2 separate regions of the Homo sapiens genome follow, and region 2 is linked to region 1. A link is an interaction called in ENCODE POLR2A ChIA-PET data of the cell type or tissue named here. Cell type or tissue: HepG2. All regions are shown on one strand. Each heading gives the region's core, and the rest is flanking DNA. Links, peaks and the distances in the headings are about the cores only.

What was found. Peaks named below come from ENCODE experiments on the same cell type or tissue, not always from the same donor. Only the 100,000 strongest peaks of a DNase experiment are listed, where the experiment ranks them.
Region 2: POLR2A ChIA-PET joins it to region 1 with 7 read pairs; 2 of 35 experiments call an interaction of 5 or more read pairs at or near these places.

The regions. Positions count from the first base shown.
Region 1 is chr2:120,129,473-120,138,924 of GRCh38, reverse strand. EPB41L5 (erythrocyte membrane protein band 4.1 like 5) reads right to left here. Exons shown (of 25, transcript NM_020909.4): 18 at 7,210-7,307. Among named protein-coding and RNA genes, the nearest start is that of TMEM185B, 89 kb to the left of the region's middle. In HepG2, for the core only: no CTCF peak of the experiment used is centred there; a DNase peak (open chromatin) is centred at 4,464.
Region 2 is chr2:119,909,070-119,918,521 of GRCh38, reverse strand. PTPN4 (protein tyrosine phosphatase non-receptor type 4) reads right to left here. Exons shown (of 27, transcript NM_002830.4): 11 at 3,280-3,343. It overlaps LOC124906163 (small nucleolar RNA U13), which reads right to left and starts at 1,204; the gene lies at 1,098-1,204. RefSeq lists a silencer at 3,982-4,182. In HepG2, for the core only: no CTCF peak of the experiment used is centred there; no DNase peak of the experiment used is centred there.

The DNA.
Region 1 (9,452 bases), core at 3,304-5,803:
AGTCAGGTACTATGAGTTCTAAAGTTTCGTTTTTTCTTCTCAGGACGGCTTTGGCTATTCTGAGTCTTTTGTGGTTCCATATAAATTTTAGATTATTTTTTTCTATTTCTTTGAAGAATATCATTGGTATTTTGATAGGGATTAAATTGAATTGGCAAACTGCTTTGGGAAGTATGGACATTGAATCAATACTGAGTCTTCTAATCCATGAACATGGAATATCTTTCAAATTTTGTGTCCTCTTCGATATCTCATACCATTATTTTGTAGTTTTCATTGCAGAAATCTTTCACTTCTTTGATTATTTTTATTCTTAGGTATTTCATTTTATTTGTGGCTATTGTAAATGGGATTACTTTCCTGATTTTTTCTTCAGTTTGTTTGCTGTTGGCATGTAGAAATGCTACTGATTTTTGTATGTTGATCTGTATCCTGCCACTTTACTGAATTTATTAGTTCTAATTGTTTTTCTTTTTCTTTAGTTTTTTCCAAATATAAAATAGTATCATCTGATGATAATTTGAATTCTTCCTTTCCAATTTAGATGCCCTTTATTTCATTCTCTTGTCTGATTGCTCTAGCTAGGTCTTCCAGTACTACACTGAATAACAGCAGTGAAAGTGGGCATCCTTGCCTTTTTCCAGATCTTAAAGGAGGCTTTCAGGCATGATACTAGCTGTGGGTCTGTCATAACATGGCTTTTAGTGTGCTGAGGTATGTTCCATCTATACCCAGTTTTTTTAGTTTTTTTTTCTTAATCACAAAGGGATATTGAACTTTATCAAATGTTTTTTCAGCATCAATTGAAATGATCATATGGTTTTTGTCCTTCATTCTGCTGATATAATGTATCACCCTTGATTGATTTACATGTGCTAACCCATCCTTATTACATCCTGGGATAAATCCCACTTGGACGTGATGACTTATCTTTTTAATATGTTGTTGAATTCAGTTTGCTAGTATTTTATTGAAGATTTTTGCATCAGTATTCATCAGAGATACTGGTCTACAGTTTTCCTTTTTTGAGGTATCTTTGTCTGGTTTTGTTATCAGGGTAATACTGATCTCATAAAATGAATTTGGAAATATTCTTTCCTCCTCTATTTTTTGGAATAGTTTGAGTAGGATAGGTATTAGTTCTTCTTTAAATATTTGGTAAAATTCAGCAGTGAAGCCATCAGGTCCTGGGCTTTTCTTTGCTGGGAGACTTTTTATTACAGCTTCGATCTTGTTACTTGTTATTGGTCTATTCAGGTTTTGGATTCCTTCTTGGTTCAGTCCTGGTAGGCTGCATGTGTCTAGGAATTCATCCATTTCTTCAATGTTTTCCAATTTATTGGCATATAGTTGCTCATACTAATCCTTAATGATCCTTTGATTTTTGCAGTATCAGTTATAAGTCTCCTTTTTCATCTACAATTTTATTTATTTGAGTCTTCTCTTTTTTCTTAATCTGGCCAAAGGTTTGTCCATTTTGTTTATCTTTTCACAAAGCAACTTTTTATTTTATTGATCTTTTGTATTTTTTGGTTTCAATTTCCTTTATTTCTGCTCTGATCTTTATTATTTCTTTTCTTCTACTAATTTTGGGTTTAGTTTGCTCTTGCTTTTCTAGTTCCTTAAGATGCATCATTAGGCTGTTTATCTGAAATTGTTCTACTTTTGTGATGTAGGTGCTTATTGCTATAAACTTTCCTCAGTACTGCTTTCGCTGTATCGATAGATTTTAGTATGTTTTGTTTCCATTTTCATTTGTTTCAAGAAATTAAAAAATTTCCTTACTTCTTCATTGACCCACTGGTCATTTGGAAGCATATTGTTTGATTTCCATGTGGTTGTATAGTTTCCAAAGTTTCTCTTGTTATTGATTTCTAGTTTTATTCCATGTGGTCAGAGAAGATACTGGAAATGATTTGTTTTTTTGAATGTTCAGACTTGTTTTGTGACTTAACATGTGGTCTATCCTTGAGAATAATCTGTGCGCTGAGGACAAGAATGTATGTTCTGCTGCCACTAGATAAAATGTTCTATTAGGTCCATTGGTCTACACTGATTAAATCCAATTTTTTGAGTTAATTTTTCTGGATTTTCTATCCTCTGCTGAATGTGGGGTGAATTCTCCAGCTAGAATTGTACCGAGGTGTATCTCTCTGTAGCTCTGATAATATCTGCTCTACATATCTGGGTACTCCAGTTTTAGGTGCATATATTATTTATAATGTTATATCCTCTTGCTCAATTGACCATTTATCAATATATAATGACCTTCTTTGTCTTTTTATGGTTTTTGTCTCAAAATCAGTTTTATCTAATATAAATAACCTGCTCTTTTTTGGTTTCCATTTGCATGGAATATCTTTTTCCAACCCTTTATTTTCAGTCTTTATGGGTCTTTATAGGTAAAATGTGCATCTTGTAGGCAGCTGATCATTGGGGGCTTTTTTTTTTTTAATCCATGTAGCCACTCTGTGTTTTGATTGGAGAGTTTAGTTCATTTACATTCAATATTATTATTGATAAGTAAGGATTTATTATTGCCATTTCAATCTGTTTTCTGATTGTTTTGTGATCTTCTCTTCCTTCTTGCCTGCCTTCCTTTTTGTGAAGGGTGCTTTTCTCTGATGGTATGTTTAAATTTCTTGCTTTTTATTTCTTTGTGTATCTGTTGTAGGCTTTTTTATTTGAGGTTACCATGAGGTTTGCAAATACCATCTTGTAACATGTTATTTTAAACTGATGACAACACTGATAGTAAAAAAAAAAAAAAAATTAACAAGCAAAGAGAAAACTAATAAAAACTCTATACTTCAACTTCAAACCGCCACCCCCACCCCCAGCTTTTTAACTTTTTGTTGTTTCTATTTATGGCTTACTATATTATGTCTAGAAAAGTTGTTGTAGTTACATTTTTGATAGTCTTTTAGCCTTCCTACTAAAGATATGAATAGTTTATACACAACAATTTCAGTGTTATAATATGCCGTATTTGTTAGTGTACATACCATTACCAGTGAGTTGTGTACCATCAGATGATTATCTTATTGCTCATTAACATCTTTTCCTTTCAGATTGAAGAACTCCTTTCAGCATTTCTTATAAGACAGGTCTGGTGAAATCCCTCAGCTTTTGTTTGTCTGGGAAAGTATTTCTCCTTCATGTTTGAAGGGTATCTTCAAACATGGATATACTATTTTAGGATAAAAATTTTTACTTCACTTTAAATATGTCATGCCACTCTCTCCTGGCCTGTGAGGTGTCTGCTGAAAAGTCTGCTTCGACTTACTGAAGCACCTTTGTATGTTGTTTGTTTCTTTTCTCTTGCTGCTTTTAGGATTCTTTAACACTGACATTTCCCTTGTATGTTATTTGTTTCTTTTATCTTGCTGTTTTTAGGATTCTTTAACATTGACATTTGGGAGTTTGATTATTCAATATCTTGAGGTAGTCCTATTTGGGTTAAGTCTGCTTGGCGTTCTATATCCTTCTTGTACTTGAATATTGATATCTTTCTCTAGGTTTGGGACATTCTCTGTTATTATCCCTTTGAACAAACTTTCTACCACATCTCTTTACCTCTTCTTTAAGGCCAATAACTCTTCGATTTGTCCTTTTGAAGCTATACTCTAGATCTTCTAGGAGTGCTTCATTTTTTTCTTGTCTCCTCTGACTATATTTTCAAACAGCCTGTCTTCAAGCTCACTAATTCTTTCTTCTGCTTGATCAATTCTGTGGTTGAAAGACTCTGATGCATTCTTCATTACGTCAATTGAATTTTTCAGCTCTAGGATTCCTGCTAATTTTTAAAAATTATTTCAATCTCTTTGTTAAATTTATCTGATAGAATTCTGAATTCCTTTTCTGTGTTATCTTGAATTTCACTGAGTTTCCTCAAAACAGCTATTTGAATTATCTGCCTGAAAGGTCACATATCTCTCTCTGTCAATCTGGGATTGGTCACTGATGCCTTATTTAGTTTGTTTGGTGAGGTCATGTTTTCCTGGATGATCTTGGATGCTTGTTTATGTCTGGGCATTAAAGAGTTGGGTATTTATTGTAATCTCTGCAGTCTGGGCTTGTTTCTACCCATCTGTCTTAAGAAGCCGTTGTAGTTATTCAAAGGGAACTGAATGTTGTGATACAAGTTTTTGGTCACTCCAGCCATATCTGCATTAGGGGGAACCTCATGCCCAGTAAGGCTGTGACTCTTGCAGGCTTGTTAAGGTACAGCCTTGGTAGTCTTGGGTAAGATCCGGGAGAATTCCCTGGATTACCTGGCAGAGTCTCTTGTTCTCTTCCCTCACTTTCTCCCATAAAGTCTCTCTCTTCTCAGTGAGCTGCATGCAGTTGGGGGAGGAACGACACAAGCACCCCTGTGGCTACCCACTGACACTGTGCTGAGTCAGACCTGCCAGTGAAGCCAGTGAAGTACTGGGTCTCACCCGAGGTATGTGGTGACTATTGTTTGGCCAACACTCATGTTTATTCAAGGCCCAAAGGTTCTTCCGTCAGCAAGTGGTGAATCCAGCCAGACTTGTGCATTTCTCTGTAAGACTGCAGGTTCTCTTCTGGCTCAGGGCTAGTTCAGAAATGCCGTCTAAGGAGCTAGGGCCTGGAGTTGGGAACTGTAGGAATCTACTCAGTACTTTATTTTACTGTGACTGAGCTGTTACCCAAGTTGCAAGACAAAGTTCTTTTTATTCTTCCCTCTCCTTTCCTCAAGCAGAAGGTGTCTCTCCCCATGGCCACCACAGCTGAAAATGCCCTGGGTCACACCTGAAGCCAGCATGGTACCAGGTCTTGCCCAAGGCCTATGACAAGTACTGCCTGGAAACCACTGACCCAAGGATTCTTTTGTCAGCAGGTGACAGATCCTGCCAGGACTGGATACTTTCCCTCAAGACAGCAGGTTCCCTTCCGGCCCATGGTATGTCTAGAAATGTCATTGGGAGGTGGGGCCTGAAATGGAGGCTTTAGGACTCTGCTTGGTGCTTTGTTTTACTGTGGCTACACTGGTATCCAAGCTACAAGACAAAGTCTTCTTTACTCTTCCCTCACCTTTCCTCAAGTGGAAGAAGTCTCTCCCAGAGCTGTAAGCTGCACTGCCTGGGACTGGGAGAGGGTGATGCAAGCACTCCTTTGGCTCCTCCAGCTAGTATCTCTCTAGGTCATGTGTACCCCAGGTCCACTGGCTCTGAGCCCAGCACAGTACCAGGATGTGCCCAGGAATTGTAGTCCTTGTGGCCTAGACTATCTTTCAAATTTATTTAGGAGCTTACAGCACTTTAGCCCACAGCGGTGGGCTAGCTGGAACTCAGGTTCCAATTGCTAGGATGGAAGATTCTTCTCTGGCTAGGGCTGTTCTAAATGCAGCCTCTGTGGGCACCAGCGAAATTGTGCCCTGCATTGCTTTCCATTCCGACAGACAGACCAACAAACACTGAGTTCCAATACAAAGTGCCATAGTCACTGTGCTCTCCCTCTCCCAAGCACAGATTCTCTCTCAGCACCACACTCCTCCATAGGGGAGGGGTGGCATCAGCCATTCAAGACTGTCTTTCCTACCCTCTTCAGTGCCTCCTTCCTTGGTATAATGTTAAAACCAGGTACTATGATGGTTCACCTGATTTCCGGTTCTTATGAAGGTGCTTTCTTGTATGGAGAGCTATTTAATTTGGTGTTCCTGCAAGGGGGATGATCACTGGAGGGTTATATTTGGCCATCTTGCTCCATCCCCTCCTTCCTTCTATTCTTGTCTGGCATAGAGTAAACCCTCACTAAATATTGTTATTCTTCCTAGCTATATGATCCCCTAAAAGTTCTTTGATGGCACTCTGTCCTTCACCTAAAGTGCTCCTTTACTCTCCTATCCTGAACCCACACTCCTCCTCATCTTTTCAAGGCTTCAAAACTAATGCAGCAGACTCTCTGCCTCAGAGGATCAGTTATATCATAGTGAGATAAGCAGGACATTTTACAAAGAAACAAGTAGCTGTTCAATAGATTTCCATGAACTCTGAGCACAGCCAACAATCCCCGCCCCCCACTCCTCCCTACCCCCAAGTGTTACCAGGCTTCATTCTTTAGGGTCATTCCAGTCCTCCACTAAATTTCCATTAGTTATTAATCATCTAAAGCTTTTATCTAAAGTTTTCCATTTATCCTTCTGTCTCTGGCCCTGCATTCCCCTACTTTACAGAGATATATTTAAAAAACTGACACTGTAAAAGCAAACAGACAAGTGGGATAGAATACTGAAAAGTCAAGAAAATGGAAAGCCTTTCTGAAATTGAATCACCTTCTAACAGCTATTTCTAATAAAAAATGTATTAGAAAGAAAGGGGAAAAAAAGGCTTGGATCCCGAAAGACAGTTTGAATCATAACAGTGCGAGTGCGAGACAGAAGACAATCACTTTCTACTCTCTGCTGGTCTCTAAAGGAATTCCAGTTAGTTATCCAAGAATGGAAGAACACCGTGAGTCAGCCGTTCTCCTTTCCTCTTTAAAACAAAAACAAAATTCATCTTGGTCATGTTATCAGTTGTCTGTATGTAGAGGGAAAAAAAAGGCCATTTCCAGGTCATTACCTAAAATCAACTCTTCCATTTAGTGGGGCCATCTGGTAGCTGATATGATTAATTATAAAATTTCCATCTCATTCAATTTATTTTAGCTCTTTCTATAAGTTACTTAACATAGAAATAAGAAAATCATAGCCAAACTATAAATTGAAGCTTGATTGGTGTAATTGGTATGTATCCCCCACCCTACAACAAAAAAAATTCAAAGGGGACAGGGGAGAGAAAGGAATGATAGATGAAGTTAAAGCATCTGAAATTCTATTCTCTTTCTTGTTTATACCACAGAGCAGCTCTCTTTAAAACAAATCCTTCTGTAATTTCAAAAGGCTTCAGCAAGTCTTCCAACTAGACTGGGTCAATCAAAATAAAAGGTTTAACACTCATCTTGACTGTGTTTTTTTTTTTAAATCATGAAATCACCTTACAATTCACTTTGCTGTGCAAGTTTCCCCCTTCCCTCCTAAACATCTACATATTTCACCCTTTAAAATGAGAAAACAGGTTTATAAGAACTCAGCACAGACAGATTTCCCAGCTAAAGAAAAAAGAAAGTACTGTCTTTGGAAAGAAAATATTTCTGGGAGCTCTGGAGATGTGTAACAGGTATACACAGGGGAAATCTGAATACCTGGCTGTTTATGTTAACATCGATGTTGGATCGAGGGGACAGCAAAGGACTGTTCTCCATCTCAAGCTGTTTGAGCTTCTCTGAGGTGTCTTTTAATGCTGAAAAGAAAAAAAAAAGGCAAAATAACCCCAGTCTGCCAGGCTGTCACAGCTAGCTGTGTGAGGGTATGGTTTTGTTTTGTCTTCTCAACATCAGTTATCATCAACTAAAAGTAATAATCCAGATAAACACAAAATAAATATATTTTCTTTCCATAACCAGCTATCTGTCCATTAATTTGAATAAGAGTTAATCCTAAGTAGAAACACCACCCTATATCTGCAGCACTCCTAAAAAGCAAGTAGATGTGAAATCTCCCTAGCATGTGTGGTTAAGAAGGTTTACCTAGCCAAGAGACCCAAAAGGCACAGAACACTTGTGACATGATCCTTTTCTTTCATAACCACAACCCAGGCTCATGTCTAACCTCAACACTTTGCCATCTTTGTTCGTTGGCCCTGACTACTGCCTAAAACTAAATTTATGTGGAACAAACTAATGAAGAATATATATTTATTCGTTCACTGATTCAACATATTATATATTGGTACCATCAGGTGTGACGCAAGACAAGCATTTTGTCTTCATAATGTTCTTCCTAGTGGCAAAATACATTACAAAGTCCTCTAACCACTGAAAACATAATACATTAAACACAATTCATCTTTAAATGAAGACTTTTAAAATTAACTGTCCTGAAATAATCTTATTTTGCAGAGATTAATTTGATGTGTGCATAAAATTTTACACTGTCAACTTGACAAAAAAGGTTGAATGCCTAATAATTTCTATATGATCAGAAAGAAGAAAAGAGGGGGAAACTTTGAAATCATATCCTCTGGGTCAAAGGGATCTTCTAAAAGTGGCCATCAATTAACTGAGTGGAGGCCCCGGATACACGTTAACAATCAGCTGGAGAGCTTTCAAGAAACGCTCATTCCCAGGGCTCACCCAAGAATAATTATAACAAAATCTTTTCAGGTAGGATTCTGGCACTGGTAGTTTTTAAAACTCTCCAGGTGATTTTAAGTACAACCAAAGCTGAGCACCAGTAATTCAACACTGGTCTTCTCAAAATCTTTCCTGTCCATTTACTTAATTGCCATCTCCTGGTTTTATTATGCTTCAAATTACTCCATCCTGAATACTCTTTTTGTTGTTGTTAAACCTTTTTCTGCTATACTATTTTGTCCAAGGAACATCCTGCCATGCAGCACAAGCTATTTTAGTTACCATTTGTAACTATTTACCTATGTGAATCAGGATTTTGACATTACAACCAAAATAAAATACACAATTGGATATCAAGATTGATGACCTTAAACTCTTAACATAAAAATGTTCTAATTATTCTCACTGATTGATTTTGAGCAAATGTTATAAGTCTGAATGGATTAGGTCATATGAACTAAACTCCCACACTATGCAAGAATTTCCTCTGCCACAACCTTGACAACATTCAAGCTCCGCTTTAATACTTTCTGTAATGAGGTGCTCACTAACTCTTAGGAACCCTTTTTTTTTTTTTTTTTTGAGATGGAGTCTCACTCTTGCCCAGGCTGGAGTACAGTGGTGCCATCTCGGCTCACTGCAACCTCTGCCTCTCGGGTTCAACTGATTCTCCTGCCTCAGCCTCCTAAGTAGCTGGGATTACAGGTGCCTGCCACCATGGCCGGCTAATTTTTGTACTTTTAGTAGAGACTGGGTTTTGCCATGTTGGCCAGGCTGGTCTCGAACTGCTGACCTCAGGTGATCCGCCTGCCTTGGCCTCCCGAAGTGCTGGGATTACAGGCGTGAGCCACTGTGCTTGGCCAGGAACCTATTTCTATTATACAGCATAAACAGTTAAAAAACTTCCCCTTACTGATGTACAGTCTATTTCCCCATACTTGCAAATTGCTCATCCAAGGTTCACCAATAAAGTGCCATAAAACAAATTCTTTGATATATCAGATTTCCAAATATTTGGAGAGTTATATTTCATTTGATCTTTTTTTAAGCATTCCTAGTTCATTTTACCATGTAAATCCTAAGCTAATATATTTTGCAAAAAGTATGTATTCAATAAGTGATACTAATACAACACTATTACAGCACTGAAAAAATTAAACTTTGTGAATTAGTGTAATGGATATCAAGTGGAATGTAAATAAAATCAATACTGCCATCTCTATAAAGGAGACTGTTTTTATTTTTAACCCTGG
Region 2 (9,452 bases), core at 2,285-4,784, 220 kb after region 1:
CAATGTTAATGGCCACGTGGATATCCTCATTTGTGAAGTGTCTGTTCAATTCACTGGCATATATTTCTATCAGGATGCATATACAACCAAGGATTCTGTGTGTATTATATAATGGTCTATACTATTTCACTCTCTTAGTGATATCTTTTGATGAACAGAGTTATTAATTTTAACATAGTCCAAATCATCAATCTTTTAAGGGTATGAAGGTTTCCTTCTATGTCCGGTTAAAGAAATTCTTGCCCATCAAAAGGTCATTAAGATATTTCCTGTGACTAATACACAAATAAATGCCCATGTATAAAGTATTAAACTATCATATTAGAAGGGAATATGCTTAAAACATCACTTCTTGATTGCCAGAAAATTGTCTTAATTATGGTTAATAGTTGTTTTGTTTGCACTAACATATATAGTTCATATGTTTTACCATATGCCACAAACATTACACAAAATAACAGAAAATGTCTCAGCTACTATGATGCACTGAAGCTTCTCACTGTCAGCATCTAAGATGCATACATATTCACCCATTTTGACACTTGGTATACTTTTCAAAAAGTCTATAAGTAATTTCCATATTCTATCAATTATATTTGAAATGTAACAAAAATTTTTCTTGCCCAATTTCTAAACAACACACAAAAAAATTTGTACTGAGAGATAAGTATATCGTATGAAGTTTGGGTATTTAAAAACAAAGATGTTTTAGAGAGAAAACATTAACAAGGCCACCTTTTGCAGAGTATGCCTGTATACTGTCTTTTTTTTCCTTTTTTCTTTTGTTTTTTTTGAGACAGAGTCCAGCTCTGTTGTCCGGGCTGGAGTACAGTGGTGCGATATTGGCTCACTGCAACCTCCACCTCCTGGTTCAAGAGATTCTTGTGCCTTAGCCTCCCAAGCAACGGGAAATACAGGTGTGTGCCACCACAACCATTTTTTTGTATTTTAGTAGAGATGGGGTTTTGCCATGTGGGCCAGGCTGGTCTTGAACTCCAGGCCTAAAGCAATCCACCCACCTCAGCCTCCCACAGTGCTGGGATTACAGGCGTGAGCCACCGCACCTGGCCTGTATACCATCTTTACTTTCTTTCTCCTATCAGACAGGTTGTAATGTGCCTATGCTGTAACAAAGTCTGAGGAAGGCATATCTCACCCAATAGCATGAAAATCTAATCATCATGCTTATGAACCACAAAAGGATCCCTGTATACTGTCTTTAATCAATTGTCAGTTAGCTATTGTTGCTGTTATCACTTATTGGTAAATACATTTTTAACTGGTACACTACTTCAGAAAATGAGAGTGAGGATTCAGTGATATGAAAATGACTGGTCTTTTACCAGGCACATAGTAAGTTCTCAATAAAGGCTGGATATTATAACTATTATTAATAACACTAGTATTATGATGGGATATTATTATAAGTCTAATTAGAAAAGTTGACTTCTACAGTGCCATCTATGATTACTTAAAGTAAAATATTTGTCCTCTAGTTTCCAGATAACAATATTATATTTTAATCACCTAAATTTTAAAACATGTAAAATAATTTCCATTAGCAGCATTAGTCATAATATCCCCAACCTGGAAATGGCAAAGCTGTCCACTAGCAGCAGAATGAATTAATAATTTATGGCATAGTCATTCAGAGGAATACCATACATAAATGGAACGAACTAATGTTATATGCAACAACATGGATGAATCTCACAAAAAATATTAAGGGAAAGAAGGCAGACAGTAAAGACAACAACTGTATAATTTCAATTTTTAAAGTTCAAATATAAGCAAACTAATCCATGGTCATACAAATGAGAGTAATGTTTACCTTCCAGGAGGCTTAATGACTGGAAGTGGGCATCAGCTCCAGCAGCAACATTTCAAGCATCTGGGGTGCTGGTAAAGTTCTACATATTAGAAGGCGGTACATATACTACATATCTTGGAGGTGCTGATATGGATATGTTCACTTCATCAAGTTGTGTACTTAAAATATGCACATTTTTGGTATTATGTTTTATTTCAATAAAAATTCTCTTGAAAAAAATCCCTCTGTATTTTATGAACATAAACGATAAACCATAGTTTATAATCACGTAGTAGACCAATACAACAGAGCTGATTCAAAGACTTTCTTTATTTTTCAAGAGGCAGTGGTGTCCTGCTCTGTTGCCCATGCTGGACTACAGTGGCACAATCAGCTCATTGCAGCCTTGAACTCCTGGGCTCAACCTATCCACCCACCTCAGCCTTCCAAGTAGCTGGGATAACAGGTAGAAGCCACCACTGTACCCAAAGGCTTTTTTTTTTTTTTTTTTTGAGACAGGGCCTCCCTATGTCATCCAGGCTGGAGTGCAATGGTGTGATGATAGCTCATTGCAGCCTTGAATTCCTGGGCTCCAGAGAGCCTCCCACCTCAGCCTCCTGAGTAGCTGGGACTAGAGGCACACATCATCACACCTGGCCAATTTTTTTTTTCCATTTTTTTTTTGTAGAGACAGTGTCTCACTATGTGGCCAAGGCTGGTCTGGAACTCCTGGCCTCAAGGGATCCTCCCACCTCAGCCTCTCAAAGTGCTGGGATTACAGGATTGAGCCACTGAGGACAGCCCCAAAGACATTTTTATGGTTTCAAATACATTTTACACACATACACACACAACCATCTTGAAATCTGCATGAATTTGCCAAGACTTCTCAGATTTCTAAGAAATAATGTACATCAAAGGATAAGGTTAGTTTGATTTAATGAAACAGACAAAATCATTAACAAGATGAAATTATTTCCAACACTGTACTTTCCATGACAACTCAATTTGTTATTTATAATATATAAAGCCATTACCACTCCAACAAAGGGAGGCAATGTGTTATAAGTTCATGAACTTGTAACACTCAGCTCCCCTAAAATAAAATGAACTTATATACGAAAGTAAGTACTATAGATTTAGTAGGGAAAAAGGGATATATGAAATGCTCATTTGCTGCCCTTCAAAAATGGACCCTGAGGTTTTCAATGAACATCATGTGTGAGAAATCAGTTTCTAAGCTCGAGAAACAGCAAGAGGAATATCTAGAAGAACTTTAAATTAGAACCACATACACACTGGAAAAACAAGTACATTTTGTTATAACAAGTGAATTCATTACCTCAGCGGGCAGTTATCCACAGTATTAATTGCACTTTCACTTGTACTAATAATAGAAAAGTTCTGTCATGAATGGGTATTTCTTAAAAGGCTTCATTTATGTCAATAATTATTAAATCCGTACTCACCAATTCTTTTCTAAGTTGAATAAAAAACTGTTTGCACTTAAAAGAAATTTTTACAATCTTCAACCTGGACAAAAGACAATAAATTATTCAAAGTATTGAATAATGATAAAAATATTAACAAATTATGAAAAAATGTTTTAAGTGTATATTTAGTAATATCTAAACATTTTATCATATATACATACACATAGTACATAAAGAATTGAAAGTTTTTCTTGCTTCATGGAAAAAATAATTAGTATTTGTGTTCAACTGAGGAAAATTTTGTATCTACAGAAATACTTAAAAACAGATGTCACAAATTAAAATTTCAAAAACTATCACTAACTTAGTTGTTTACTCTCTAAAACTATAAGCAAGCCTTGGAAAAATGTAAGATTTCATTACTTTATGCAACAACCCTAAAAACACTTTTAATTTTAAAAAGCATTAAATTTTAAAAATTTACCTTTGTACACCACCCTTCTTCTTAAACGCAACCCACATAATGCCATAAGCGTTCTCAAAGCCTTATTAGTACAATCAATATGAGCCAAGTCATTTTGTCTCATTGAAACCATAAAATAAGTAACACAGTAAACACAGTCTTTGTAAACTTTAAGACATAAGGGTAATAAGGCTAAAGAGATTTGATCTTTCTTACTGAGAAAAATGTCCTTCAGGATCCTGTCTCAGTCTTCTAAGTAAATATTTTCATGATAATTCTAAGTCTTAATCTTTATGGCTTATGGCCCTATCTATCCAAGAAGCTCTCAGCATTCTCAAAGAATAAACTTCTCACACTTTAATCACTTGAAGAGGCAAATGCATGAGTCAACTTTTCAAGCATGCATGTTTGGAATAGGGAAGAAGAGACATGTTTAGGTTTCTGATTTGAAAACTTTGTATTTTACTTTTGGATACTGAGCTTTCACTCGACATGGGAAAAATATTCTGTCATAGAGAGAGGGCATTATTTCCAGAAGCAAAAAAAAAAAAAAAAAAAAAAAAAAAATTGAGTAACTATTGACTGTATTTATGGAAAAAAGCCAGGTGCCTCAATTCAAAAAATCTTATGAAGACACACTGATATTTCAGAAGTTAAACAACAAAAAACACTGTTCATTTCTAAATGATCAAGAGAAAGGAAATCTAGGCCAGTTTCAAATCACTTTAATTTCAAAAATTCCCAGGAAGGTATCAATCAATGAATAAAAATCTTTTCACTGAATGCTCTCTGTGGCATAATATATATTTTGTATAACTTTTATTTTCTTATAAATGTATTGTGTGTGACTTGTATTTGCTACAAAGTTTTTTCAGAAAAATACCAATGTATAAATTAAAAATCTTTCAAACAGTATCTATTTTATATAGCAGTAATATAGCCATAACCGTTTTTTTGGCTTCTATATGCCTGGTTTATCTTTTTCAATGTTTCTGTCATTTTGTATAACATTTTAGGTATGTCTCTTGTAAACAGTATAAAGATTGATTTTTTTTTAACTGGAACAATTCCTTTCTGTAGTTAATAAATCATTAGACATACTACGCATTTTTCACTTGACATCAGAGGTTTTACAATGACTTTACATTTCAGTTTAAGGTTTGCCTTTGCCATCTTAAAATGTATCCTATTACAGACATGGTTTCGCTATGTTGCCCAGCCTGGCCTCAAACTCCTAGGCTCAAGTGATCCTCCTGCCTCAGCCTCCTGAGTAGCTGGGACTATAGGTGTGTGCCACTGCATCTGGCTCAGATTGATTTTTAAAAATCCAGTTTGAATAATCCAAAATATATGAAACAATAATAAGTACTTGAAAAGACACTCATTATCATTAGCCAGCAGGGGAATGCAAATAAAAACTACAATGAGATACTACTTTATACTCACTAGAATGGTTATAATAAAAATGCAGATAACAAGTGCTGGTGAGAATCTGGAGAAATTAAACCCACATGCAATGCTGGTGGGAACGTAAAATGATGCAGCCACGTTTGAAAACAGTTTAGCAAACCCAGGTATTCCACTCCTAGATATATACACTCATGAAAAATGAAAACATGTCCACACAAAAACTTGTACAAATGTTCAGAGCAACATAATTCTCACCAGCCAAAAAGGGGAAAAAACTGGTGAACTGGTTATCAAAATGTGGTATAACCATAAAATGGAAAATTATTCAGCAATAAAGGGGAAAGCAAAACTGATACATACTACAATGCGGATGAACCTCAAAAATGAATGAAAAAAATCAATCACAAAAGACCACACAGTACATGATCTCATTCAATATTAATAGAATATATAGAATAGGCATATCTATAGAGATATATGATAGTGATTAGTGATTGCCTAAGACTTCTGGCAAATAAAAAGCATAGAAAAGAACAGGAAATGGCTCCTAATAATTACAAGGTTATCTTTTAGGGGTAATATAAATGATTCAAAATTAGATTATGGTGATGCTGCCCCTGAAACTATACCACAAACCACTAAACTGTATACTTTAATAGGCAAATTTATGGTACATAGATTATATCAATAGTGATTTAAAAATTCAGTTTGATGTTTTCAATATGAATATCCAACATATTTACAGTTTCGATAATAATTAACATACTTGGATTTATCTCTACCATAATTTTTTTTGCTACTTGTCCAAAGTTTTCTGTTTCTACTGGAATGCCAATTATGTAATCATATAACTATTTTATACTGTTTTACTGATTAACTTTCACATGGTTTTGGAAAGCAGCTAGGCTCATCATTATACCACCAATGCATCTTTTCATTTTCCCTTTTAAGCATTTTATTATGTATAACTGACATGCAAAATGCACATATTTAAAGTATATACTTTGGTAAGTGTGACATACATGTGTACTTATCAAACCATCATCACAGTCAAGATAGTGAACATATCTATCACTTCCAAAAGATTCCTTCCGCCACACAGTGATCCTCCTCTAGAACTCCAACACAGCAACCCATCCCGCCTACGTAACCACTGACCAACTTTTTGTCCCTACAGATAGAATTTTCTAGAATTTATATAAATGGAAGCATACAGTATGTATTTTTCTTCATCTGTCTTGTCACTCCGCTTAATTATTTAGAGATTCATCTGCATTGTGTTTTTCACTAAATCTTTTCTCCACTTTGCTGAGGAGCATTCCATTCTATGGATATACCACAACATGGATGGAAATAGCCATCACTTCATGATGAATATTTAAGTTGTTTCTAGTTTTCGGCTATTACAAATAAAGTCACTTTGAACACATGTGTGCAAGTCTTTGTACAAACATTTGCTTTAATTTCTGGTGGTCAAATACCAGGTAGGAGTGAAACAGCTAGGTCATATGGTAGACATATTTCTAACTTTTTAAGAAACTACAGAACAGTTTTCTAGACTGGTTGGACCATTGTATATATTATAATAATACAGTCATTCTAGTCTCCTTAATGCTTACTACTTGCATGGTATACCTTTTTTATCTCTTTATTTTCAGCCAATCTATATATATATTCTTATCTACAAGGAAAGCCATTATACTTTTTTCTTCCCCATTTGTTTGCCTTTTATTCCTTTTTCCTTTTTCTTTTTTTAAAACACTAGTAAGGACCTGGTGTACAAAGCTGAAGAGAAGTAGTGAGATGAAGCATATATTTTCCTCATCTTATATAAAAAGCATTGAGACTTTCACCATTTTGTATAATATTAGCAGATTTTTTGTAGATGCCCTTAATCAAAATAGAAAGTGCCTTGTATTTATAGTTAGCTATGTCTTTATTTTTTTAAATCATGAATGGTCAATTTTGTCAAATTCTTTTTCTGCATCTATTGAAATGCTCAAATGGTTTTTCTATGTTATTATAACAGTATGGTTAATTATACTGACTGACTTTCAGATGTTAAAGCAACCTTATATTCTTAAAATAACCCCCATTTGAACATGATGAATTGTCATTTTTATATATTACTGGATAGAATTTGCTAAACTTTTATTAGGTATTTTTGCATCTATGTTCATGAGTAACTGCAGTTTTCTTTCCTTGTAAGGTCTTAAGTCTGGTTTTAACATCAAGGTAATAATCACATAAACCATGTTCCTTCTTTATTGTCTAAAAGAGCTTATGTAAAATTGGCCTCACTTCTACTTTAAATGTTCGATAGAATTCACAACAAGGGGCCTGGAGTTCTAATGTTCAAAAGGTTTCTAATTATAATTTCAACTTCTTTAATAGATACAGATCTATTCAAGTTTCTTTTCTTCTCAGGTCATTTTTTAATTTGTGTCTTTCAAGGAATTTGCACATTTAATCTACGTTGTGAAATTTATTAATGGTACTTGTATTAGTCCATTCTCACACTGCTAATAAAGACATGCCCGAGACTGGGTAATTTATTGGGGAAAGAGGTTTAATTGACTCACAGTTCAGCCTGGCTGGGGAGACCTCAGGAAATTTACAGTCACAGCAGAAGGCAAAGGGCAAGCAAGGTACTTTATTCACAAGGCAGCAGGAAGGAGAAGTGCAAGCAGGGGAAATGCCAGATGATTATAAAACCAACAGATATCATGAGACTCACTCATTATCATGAGAACACAATGGGGGAAACTGTCCCTATCATTCAACTACCTCCACCTGGTCCCACCCTTGACACATGGGGATTATGGAGACTACAAGTCAAGGTGAGATTAGTGGAGGAGGGGGCAGGACACAGAGCCAAACCATATCAATATTCAAACATTCAAATCTGCTCACAATATGATTTTATTATGCTTTTAATGTATGTAGGGTCTGTAATGCTATCCCCTTTCATTCTGGATATTGGTACAGCCAAACTTTAGAGATACTGAGGGCTTAGTTCCAGACTACTAAAGCGAATACTGTGATAAAGTGAGTCACACTATTTTTTGGTTTCTCAGTGGATATAAAAGTTATGGTTACACTATACTGTAGTCTATTAAGAGTTCGATATACTATAATGAAAACAAGTTGTATAATAAAAAATCAGAGTAATTTATAAAAAATTCTAATGATCATCTGAGCCCTCAGGAGTTGTAATCTTTTGTTGGTGGAGGGTCTTGCCACAATGTGGCAAGACCACATTGCCAAATGCTATTTGATAGCACTTACCTACACTAGAACTTCTTTCAAAACAGTCAATCCTCTTCACCCAGCTGCTGCTTTATCATGAAATAGTCTATATTCTTTGTTGTCATTTAAACAATGCTCACAGCATCTTCACCAATAGTAGATTCCATCTCAAAAAATCACTTTCTTTGCTCATCCATAAGAAGCAAATCCTCATCTATTCAAGTTTTATCATGAGATTGCAGCAATTCATCCCCTACCCCATCTTCAGACTCCACTTTTAATAATAGTTCTCTTGTTATTTCCACCCCACCTGTAGTTACTTCCTCCCCTGAAGTCTTAACCCCCTCAAAGTCATCTATGAGGGTTGGAATCAATTTCTTCAAAATTCCGGTTAACGTTGCTACTTTGACCTTCTACCATGAATCATGAATGTTCTCAATGGCATCTAGAATGGTAAATCCTTTCCAAAAGGTTTTCAACTTACTTTTCCCAGATCCATCAGAGAAATCATCCTCAATGGCCACTACAGCCTTACAAAATATGTTTCTTAAAAAAGATTTGAAAGTCAAAATTACTCCTTGATCTATCAGCTACAGAATTCATATTGTGACAGCAAGCATCAACTTCCTTGCCATCTCTAACAGAGCTCATGGGTGGCAAGGTGCATTCATTGTCAATGGGCAGTAATATTCAGAAAGGAATCTTTTTCTAAGCAGTAGGACTTAACAATGGACTTAAAATATTCAGTAAGCTATGCTGTAAACAGATGTGTGGTCATCCAGGCTTTGACGTTCCATTTCTAGAACACAGGTAAGGTAGATTTAGGACCTAGCATTTACAGAATGGTAAATGAGCACTGGCTTCAACTTTATTCCGCAACAAGAGAGTCAGTCAGTCCTTTGAAACATTGAAGCCAGGTATTAACTTCATCTATGATAGTCTTAGATGGCATCTTCTTCCAATAGAAGGCTGTTTCATCTACATTGAAAACCTGTTGTTTAGTGTAGCCATTCATCACTTAGCCAGACAGCTAGATATTCTGTATAACCTGCAGCTTCACTTTGAACTTTTATGTATGGAGATGACC